Regions from separate parts of the Homo sapiens genome. Here regions 1 and 2 are each linked to region 3. A link is a contact called in ENCODE Hi-C or POLR2A ChIA-PET data. All regions are on one chromosome and are shown on one strand. The core of a region is the stretch at or near the end of the contact, and the rest is flanking DNA. Distances in the headings are between cores, read along the strand shown. Region 1 holds the start of POC1A (POC1 centriolar protein A). Region 2 overlaps HEMK1 (HemK methyltransferase 1, mitochondrial release factors N(5)-glutamine). Region 3 holds the start of RAD54L2 (RAD54 like 2).

The links. Hi-C counts contacts between places; a loop is a spot of excess contacts on that map. ChIA-PET counts read pairs that join two places held with the same protein, here RNA polymerase II (POLR2A). Pooled maps may share reads with other maps.
Region 1: a loop to region 3 is called in a pooled map, with 8 times the contacts of the local background. The contact joins the promoter of POC1A here to the promoter of RAD54L2 in region 3. A Hi-C loop is called at or near these places in 6 of 50 pooled maps. POLR2A ChIA-PET finds 5 or more read pairs at or near these places in 4 of 52 experiments (H1, K562, WTC11 and 1 more).
Region 2: a pooled map shows a loop between it and region 3 (2.8-fold over the local background). The contact joins the enhancer-like site here to the promoter of RAD54L2 in region 3. A Hi-C loop is called at or near these places in 1 of 50 pooled maps. POLR2A ChIA-PET finds 5 or more read pairs at or near these places in 2 of 52 experiments (activated CD4-positive, alpha-beta T cell and activated T-cell).

Annotation. Positions count from the first base shown.
Region 1 is chr3:52,152,804-52,155,967 of GRCh38, reverse strand. It overlaps POC1A (POC1 centriolar protein A), which reads left to right and starts at 1,545. Exons shown (of 11, transcript NM_015426.5): 1 at 1,545-1,613. The coding sequence starts at 1,596. RefSeq lists enhancers at 198-1,174, 1,175-2,152.
Region 2 is chr3:50,589,668-50,592,689 of GRCh38, reverse strand. It overlaps HEMK1 (HemK methyltransferase 1, mitochondrial release factors N(5)-glutamine), which reads right to left. Exons shown (of 11, transcript NM_016173.5): 11 at 1-3,022. Among named protein-coding and RNA genes, the nearest start is that of CISH, 21 kb to the left of the region's middle. RefSeq lists enhancers at 1,753-1,862, 1,883-1,972, 2,043-2,102, 2,113-2,232. Within about 2 kb of position 1,674, at least 15 of the 41 ENCODE cell types and tissues checked have a DNase peak (open chromatin) inside an H3K27ac peak, as active enhancers do.
Region 3 is chr3:51,536,985-51,539,999 of GRCh38, reverse strand. RAD54L2 (RAD54 like 2) reads right to left here and starts at 1,281. Exons shown (of 23, transcript NM_015106.4): 1 at 1,085-1,281. RefSeq lists enhancers at 305-394, 1,213-1,507 and a silencer at 925-1,324.

The sequences.
Region 1 (3,164 bases), core at 296-2,795, 620 kb before region 3:
AAGATTTACATTGGTTTGATCTGGAAGGACAAGACAACTCGAAGTGGGAAACTTCCAGGTCATTGGTAGATTTAAACATATTCTGATTGGCAATTGGTTGAAATAATTATTATCAGTAGAAAGGGATATCTCGGTTAAGATAAGGGGTTATGGAGACCAAGGTTTTACCATGCAGATGAAGCCTCCAGGTAGCAGGTTTCAGAGAAAATAGATCGTAAATGTTTCTTATCAGACTTAAGGTTTTTGTTGATGTTAATGCTGGAGGGTATAATGAGGCATGTCCAACCCCCACTTCCCATCATGGCCTGAACCACTCTTTCAGGTTAAATTTGAGTGCCCTGGCCAAGCAGGGAGTCTATTCAGATGGTTGCTGGTGGCCTTCAAATTTTATTTTATATATATATATATTTTTTGAGACGGAGTCTCCCTCTGTTGCCCAGGCTGGAGTGCAGCGGCAACATCTAGGCTCACTGCAATCTCTGCCTCCGGAGTTCGAACAATTCTCCTCCCTCAGCCTCCCGAGTAGCTGGGTTTACAGGCGCGTGCCACCACGCCCGGCTAATTTTTGTATTTTTAGTAGACATGGGGTTTCACCATGTTGGCCAGGCTGGTCTCATACTCCTGACCTCAGGTGATCCACCCACCTCGGCCTCCCAAAGTGGCAAAGTGCTGAGATTACAGGCGTGAGCCACTGAGCCCGGCCTCTCCTTCTTTTAAAGACTGGGTTTCTAACAGCTTCTGAGGCCTTAAGGATCCTGACAGGGCCGGGCTGCACCACACTCCCTCGTGTTACAAATGGGGAAACCGGGGCACAGAGCAGAGGCGTTTTTCCTGAGATCACACAGCCAATCAGGGCGAGAACTGAGAATCGAACCTTGATCTCTCCACTCCATGATTGTGATTCCGAGTAACTCATGTTATTTTAAATCGACACTTGTCTTAAGAACGTTCGGACGGCGAACCACTGAGAGTTCCCGAGGGGCGAATACTCAGCTCTCAATAGGTTCCTGCGGGGAAAATCTGGCTGCGCCGGCGCGCGCGGGTGCTTTAACGCAATCTGGTTACAGCAACCCACGTGTCCTCCGCTTCCGGGATCCTTAAGGCCGTCGCTTCGGGTGGTAAAACCCGGCCCGCCCTCTTGTTGCCCAGGCTGGAATGCAATGGTGCAATCTCATGTTGGGAAGTGTAGCTCCACCTTCCTCCAGACATAGGGGCGTGGGCGGCTTGGAACTGCATTTCCCAGGAGGCTGCGCTCGCCGTTAGAGTAGCCGGACGACGGGCTGGTGGGGTGAACCCTTCATCCTGGGTCTTTTAATTTCTCAGGCGGAACGAGTGGCGGCGGACAGAGGCTTTTGGCTGCGCTGTCTGTGGGTTGTCTGGGCTTGGGGAACTGGGCACGGAGACCGTGGCGCCGGCCGCCGGTCATACAGCTCTGCTTCCAGTCGTCGGGCAAAAAGCTGAGGCGCTTCTCCTTTAATTGCGGTGGGCGGGGCGTGCCGACGCGGCCCGCGTTGCTATTGGTGGCCGTTGGGGGCGCGGAAACTGAACGGGCCGCAACGGCCACCGCAGCTGCCTTCGGCGCCGCCAGCCCCGCCATGGCTGCGCCCTGCGCGGTAAGCCCAGCCGAGAGCAACTCCCCAGGCCTCAGTCTCCCCGCTGGGACACTGGGCGCCTAATGGCCAGAGCGATGGCTGCGAGGGGCGGGCGGGGCGCCAGGTTCCAGGGTGGTCCTCTTCAGGTCCAGTTTACTGTCTGCGCAGGGGGCGCTGGGTCGGGCACTTTCTGAGCGCCTCCTGCGTGCCAGGCCCTGCGCTGGGTTTCTGGAGCGAACAAACAGGCCTCTGCCTCCATAGTTTGCATCCTAGCGAGGGACACACGACCAAGTCCCGACTCATGTGTGACCTGGGGCCGGTATCGGGCCTCTCTAGCCATTCTCCACGTCCTTAGCAGTGGGTGGCTGCGTGGGGTCTTGTTGAGGGTACACCCTGCTCCAGCAGGTAGGTACAGCAGGACGCTGGGATGCCCGGGCCTGCAGTGTGAGCGGGGCGGAGCCGCCCTCTCTGAGTTCACATTCCTCCAGAAGTCCTCATTTCGAGAGATTCCTTTGAACGGGCAAGGCCCTCTGGCTGATTGGAGAGTCAGGGAGGCTGGGTGGTAGCCTGTGATGCCCTGAGGCACTTGAGGACATGGACGGAGATTCCAGGCTAGGATACAGACCTTTTGACTCCTAATCTGGTACTCTACCTCCCTTCCTGTCCCCTCATGTATAAACCACTGTTGAGGGAGATGAGGCCCACATGCAGGGAACTACAGAGGGGAGGCGGTGTTGAGAGATACCATGGGACCTACTGGTCAGGGGTGGACCTGAACTTGCCTCTGCCCACTGAGCCTAGGGGCGGACACTCTCTTACGCATGTTCTTTCAAGAAGCTTAGGTGAGAGCAGAAGGCTCTGTTGGGGACCCTCCCCCAGCTGCTCCTCCCTCTGTTGTTGAAAGGAGACTCTGACAGGTGCGTTAGGGGTGGAGCTGGGCACAAGGCCATAGGGCCTTTGTTCTGGTTACTGCTCTGTAGGGTGGCAGTGGCTTTGCTGTGCCCCAAGGACATCCTTTCCCAGGAGGAGCCTTTGGGCTTCCTGGAGCACCCAAAATGCTTCTTTGAGGTTTCTGATACTTAGAGTAGGGGGAGATGTTTGGATGGCTGAATTATAACCCTTCAAGTGTTAAGACACAAGCTGCTATTGGATGGAGAGAGTCTCCGGAGTATTCTCTCTGGTGTTTTAACTTTATTAAGTTATTCATACACCACAGAATTCACCTTTTAAAGTGTACATTTCAGTAGTTTTTAGTACATTCACAGTGTTGTGCAACTGTAATCACTAATTCCAGAATATTTTCATCATCCCAAAAAGAAACTCCATACTCAATAACAGTCATACCATTTCTTCTCTTTCCCCATTTTCTCCCAACCCTTGGCAAACTAATATATTAATACTTTCTGTCTCTATAGATTTGACTATTCTGAACTTTTCATATGAATGGAATCAGACAAAATGTGGCCTTTGGTGTTTGACTTCTTTCACTTAGCATGTTTTCAAGGTTCATCCATGTTGCAGCAAGCATCAGCACTTCAGTCGGTTTTATGGCTGAATAATATTCTGTTGTAT
Region 2 (3,022 bases), core at 425-2,924, 950 kb after region 3:
ACTGTGACTGGCAGAGTCTGAAGGGCTGGGCTGGCCTGGGTGTGGCCCCAGCTACGAAGATCCTCCATCCAGAGTCTCAGGCTCTAGGGGTCAATTTTTGGCTTTTGTAGGGAAGTAAACAGGAGGTGGGAATGAGGGGACAGATGCTGGAGGGAGGCTGGCAACAGGGGAAAGTTCCAGAGGGTCAGAGAAAGTAGAAGCATTTGAGTAAAATTTGGAAGGCTGAATTTTATTCAAGGAATCAGGGAGGGAGGGTGGCAGGGAGAATGAGTTCCAGGTGCCCAGTACAGCTAAGCAAAGCACCGGTATTGGAAATCCTGGGGTTGGTTAGTGAAAGCTGGGAGGAGCCTGTGGTTAGTTCCCAGGCGGGTTTGCTGGGAGAATCACCAGCCTCCATTTCCCAGAGGTCAACGGAGTGTGGTTCTCAGGGGGTGCCAAGCTCCAAGCATGAAGCCAAAAAGGTCAGGGATGTGGATAAGGTCTGGTTCATTTCCCTCCCAGACCTGCCTCACCTTGCTGTGTGACACTGGGCAAGTCATGGGCCCTCTCTGAGCTTTGGCTCTCTTTTCTTTCTTTTTTTTTTTTTTCTGATGCGGAGTCTCACTCTGTCGTCCAGGCTGGAGTGCAGTGGTGCAATCTCCGCTCACGGCAAGCTCCGCCTCCCGGGTTCAGGCCATTCTCCTGCCTCAGCCTCCTGAGTAGCTGGGATTATAGGCACCCGCCACTACGCCCAGCTAATTTTTTTGTATTTTTAGTAGAGACAGGGTTTCACCGTGTTAGTCAGGATGGTCTCGATCTCCTGACCTCGTGATCCACCCGACTCAGCCTCCCAAAGTGCTAGGATTACAGGAGTGAGCCACCACGCCCAGCCCCATCTTTGGCCCTCTTTTCTATGACATGGGGCAGTGTTTGAGCTTACATGGGCTCTGCGCTCCCATGACTTGGAGGCAGTGGTTGGGCCTCTGAGGCAGAGTAACACCACACACACACAAACACACACACACACACACACACACACACACACACGTGCATGCATGCAACCCTGGCTTGGTTTCCAGAGCCTGGAGCTCCCCCATCCAAGGGAGGCCCTGCGTGGACACCTATGATTATGGACATGGACCCAGTTGGCCAGGTGCAGTGGCTCACGGGACCCGGTGCTCAAGGCCCACGCCCATGAACATACACGTACGTGTGGGTGCCTGTGCAAGGGTGTGTGAGTCTCTATGCTGTGTACATGTGATGTTGCTTGGCTTCCCCAGAGCCTAATGCCTCCCACGGCTCCCCACTGCTGACCAGAAAAATCGTAAGGACCCAGCTACTCATGAGGGGCCTGTCAGGAGGAGTCTATGTGCAAGTCCATGAGTTCTGCAAGGCCAGGGCCCCACCTGAACCATCCAACCTCCTGGGCCTGGCTTACAGTTGGTGCCTAATAAATGACTGTGCAGGAATGATGGGCCTGCAGGTAAGACAGGTGAGACAGGCCAGATGACAGCCTCAGTTACCCCTTCCCCAACTTTGGGAAGGTGGTCTCAGCCCTCAGCAATCCTAGGACCCCTCACGGAGGCTGTTGGCAGGAAAGGACTCGTCCCAGATGCTGTGTCCTCGCCTGACCTTGTATTCTGCCCCACCTAGTGGCCCTAAGGGAGGCTGAGGTACTGAGCTCTTGGCTGTGACTAAGCGGAAGGAAGACAGAAAGGAGGGGTGATACTGGGGCCCTAGGGTTTTGCTTCTCATTTCTCTCTTTCCAAAGCACAGTTAGTTCCCAGAAATGAAGGTACCCAGAAACAGTGAAACTCTGGGCTTTCAGGGGCACAGGGTCCCCCAGTCTTTCCACCCTTGGAGGCACCACCAAGGGCCTGGGTAAGTCCCTAGCCCATGTCTACTCATGGAGTACTTGGGGCAACCACACTGGAGCCTGGTGGGGCTCCCAAGGACCTTTCAGGAGCATGTGGCCCAGATTGATTTGCTGTGACAGATGCTGGGTGGGAGGTGCCGGGAGCCTCAGGCTATGGGGGCTGGAGCAGTTGGGGCAGACCTCCGGGAAGGGAATGGTCACGTGGGGCATCAAGTGCCCCAGATGCCCCACCCCACAGGAGTTCCTTTCGTCCATCCTTTCACTCTTCCTCTTTTTTTTTTTTGAAACAGTCTTGCTGTCGCCCACGCTAGAGGGTAGTGAGGTGATCTCAGCTCACTGCAACCTCCGCCTTCCGGGTTCAAGCGATTCTCCTGCCTCAGCCTCCCGAGTAGCTGGAATTACAGGCATGAGCCACCATGCCCAGCTAATTTTTGTATTTTTAGTAGAGACAGGGTTTCACCATGTTGGCCAGGCTGGTCTTGAACTCCTGAGCTCGGGTGATCTGCCTGCTTCAGCCTCCCAAAGTGCTGGGATTACAAGTGTGAGCCACCCTGCACGGCCCCTTTCTTTCTGGCTTCCTCCTCCCTTCTTCCTTTTCTTTCATTTTTAAAACATTTTTTTAAAATTATTATTTTTAAATTTTTTTTTTTGAGATGGAGTCTAGCTCTGTCGCCCAGGCTGGAGTGCAGTGGCATGATCTTGGCTCACTGCAATCTCTGCCTCCCGGGTTCAAGCAATTCTCCTGCTTCAGCCTCCCGAGTAGCTGGGATTACAGGTGTCCACCACCACACCCAGCTAATTTTTGTATTTTTAGTAGACGGGGTTTCACTGTGTTGGCCAGGCTGGTCTTGAACTCCTAACCTTGTGATCCTTGGCCTCCCAAAGTGCTGGGATTACAAACGTGAGCTACTGCGCCTGGCCTATTATTATTATTTTTGAGACAGAGTTTTGCTCTTGTTGCCTGGGTGGGAGTACAATGGCGTGATCTTGGCTCACTGCAACATCTGCCTCTCGGTTTCAAGCGATTCTCCTGCCTCAGCCTCTCAAGTAGCTGGGATTACAGGCGTGAGCCACCACACCCGGCTAATTTTTGTATTTTTAGTACAGACGGATTTTCACCATGTTGGCCAAGCTGGCCTCGAACTCCTGACCTCAGGTGATCTGCCT
Region 3 (3,015 bases), core at 32-2,531:
AAGCTTTGGATCCAAATACCACAAAGAAATTCCTTACTTAAAATGTTGTCAATGACAGTCACCACTCTGACTTGGAGTAAGAAAGGTCCACACTGTCCTCTACGTGGGAACAAACTCATCCAGCCCCACATAACCCTTCCAGTTGCATCCACCTCAATGTTCAGCCACCAATATAGTCAGCCACAATCCCTAGCAAGCAACAGGAATCCTAACAGATCTGAGTCACCCACTCCCACGCAGTAAGAGGTCACTCTCCATCAGGAAGCCCACTCTGCAAAGTTTCCTTGTTCATCTCCCAGGCTGCCACCACCATGACCCACATAAAGCTGATTCTCCAATCTCAGTAGCCTATCAACCCTCCTCTACACTCCCCAAACCACAACTCCCACCGGCCTCACCCTAACGACAAGACAGCTAGCACTACTCACCGTGTGCCACTACTCACTCCTGTGATAAGTTCCTTGCCTGAAAACCACTCCTCGTCAGGGTGCATCAGGGCCCCGGAGGATCCAGCTCTCTGCTTAACTCTCTTGTGCCCAGCTGAGCTCCTGCCTTTCCAGGAACTAATCACCAGTTACCTCAGGGAAGCTAAACTCTCAATGCCTCTTCTGCCCCAGCCCGACCCCAGTCTGCCAAATTCCCAGACCTCAGGAGAGGGGGTCGGGGAGACGCATCCAGATGCGCCTTAGGGATTAGACACACAGAAGCCCCTAAAATTCCAAATACTTTCCCAACCCCACACCGCGCTCTGGTCATCCTCCGGGGCGCCAGCATCCAGAGCCAAAAGCGCAGAGGGGCAACAGTTAAGTCTCCGTGTCCCTACGACTCCCTTCCCCGGCTACGAAATCCTCAAATATCAAGCCACTGAGGCCCCGGGTCGAGGCCCAAGACCCCCGCCAAGCCTCCGGCCACTGGAGTTTCCCGGGTGGGGGACCCCGTGCCCCGAAGGCCCGGGCCGCTGGGTCCATCTAGCTGCCCCGAGCCACTGCATGGCAGGGGCCCAGGCCGCGTCTCCAGTCGGTCCCCATTGTTGCGGGACCCGGCGGCCCCGGCCGGGAGCGAGGAACCGGCACCGGCGTCTCACCTCCTGCGCCGCGGCTCCGGGCCGCGCCGGACCGCGCAGGGCCGAGGGACCTCACGTTCAGCTTCGCCCGCCTAGGCAAAGTCTGCGGCGGCGGAGGCGGGGGCGGCGGCTGAGGCGGGAAGCAGCCGGCCAGGCCCGGGCGCCGCGGGCTGGCTCTGGCCAAGCGTCGGTCTCCACCGGCGGCGGCGCTCGCCAGCCTCCGCTCACGGTCCGCGCCAGAAAGCGTCCCCCTCCCGGCCCGCGCGCCCGACCGCACGGACGGGAACACGCGCCGCGGAGAGGAAAGTTCCGCTGAGAGCCGACTGAAGGCCGTTCCCCTGCGCCGGGTGTACGGCGATTCCTGCCTGGATGGGACCGTTTCTGGAATGAATGCCGCACAGAAATCCCAAGCCAGAAGCTGCCTGAGAATGGTTCTAGGGGTGGGTCCAACGGAATGGTTTTGCACTCGCCAGCCATTTAGCATCTCAATTGAGCCTCAGTTTCTCCTCATTTCTCATTGGGAATAATCTAGGCGGCTTGTTAGGATTGAATGAGGTGATGCGAATACCTAGCTCAGAGATAGGGAGCTCTACACCGGGGTACGATCGTTACTGATCCTGCCAATGCTGCTGCTACTGTTGCCTCCAACATAGGTTGTGCTCAGCCCTCAAGGGCCCTTGAAATTATGCGCATCATGTAACTCTTCTTTTTTCACCCTCGGTCCCCACCTACCATCCTGTTTCCTGTTAAGTGAAGCTGTCTTCAGAATTCCCTGGAAGAGAAGCAGAGGCAAAAGGGGGCTTTCTTGATTGCTGACACTCAGGTGGAGGTTAAGGGTGCAGGTTCTCCTTCCTCAAGTTGGGAATTACTGCCATGTGGCCATGTGGGCTCCAGTTACTGATGGGACTGTAACGGCTCTCTCCACTATAGCCTCAGGTTCTCTTCTCCTCTTCCCAATAAGTGAATGTTGACAAAATGATTTTTTTTTTTTTGAGAAGGAGTTTCGCTCTTGTCGCCCAGGCTGGAGTGCAGTGGCGGGATCTTGGCTCACTGCAACCTCCGCCTCCTGGGTTCAAGCTATTCTCCCGCCTCAGCCTCCCGAGTAGCTGGGATTACAGGCGCCCGCCACCACGCCCCGCTAATTTTTTGCATTTTTAGTAGAGACAGGGTTTCGCCATATTGGGCAGGCGGGTCTCGAACTCCTGACCTCAGGTGATCCTGCCCACCTCTGCCTCCCAAAGTGCTGGGCCACCAGGCGTGAGCCACCACCTCTGGCCGACAAAGTGATGTTTTAAATTACAAAAGTGCATCTTTCTTTGAAGGCTTTGTATTTTACTCATAAAATCAAGAGGATAGCAATTCCTTTCTCGTCCCCACTTTCCTTTTCTTCTAGGCCTTCACACCTCTAAGATACCAGATGCGGTTATTTTTGGAGCTAACTCTTGATGGGAATTTAGATCTGCAGAAGGTGTTCCAAAAAAAATCCTAATTTTCAGGTGTTCTCAAATTTCCCATTTTTACATACCCCCTTGGCTTCTGAGACACATATATGCCTGATTTTTCATTTATATTATTTTCTGGAGGTAATGAAAGGGTTCTGCCTGTCAAAAGGCACTTTGCTATCTAATATGGATCTGTGTCCCCACCCAAATCTCATGTTGAATTGTAATCCCCAATGTTGGAGGTGGGGTCTGGTGGGAAGTAATGGGATCATGGGGGTAGATCCTTCATGAATGGCTTAGCACTGTCCCTTTGGTTCTCTTCTTGTGAGTTCTCACAAGATCTGGTTGTTTAAAAGTGTATGGTGTCGGCTAGGCGCGGTGGCTCATACCTATAATCCCAGCACTTTGGGAGGCCGAGGCAAGTGGATCACCTGAGGTTAGGAGTTTGAGACTAGCCTGGCCAAAATGGCAAAACCCTGTCTCTACTAAAAATGCAAAAATTAGCCAGGC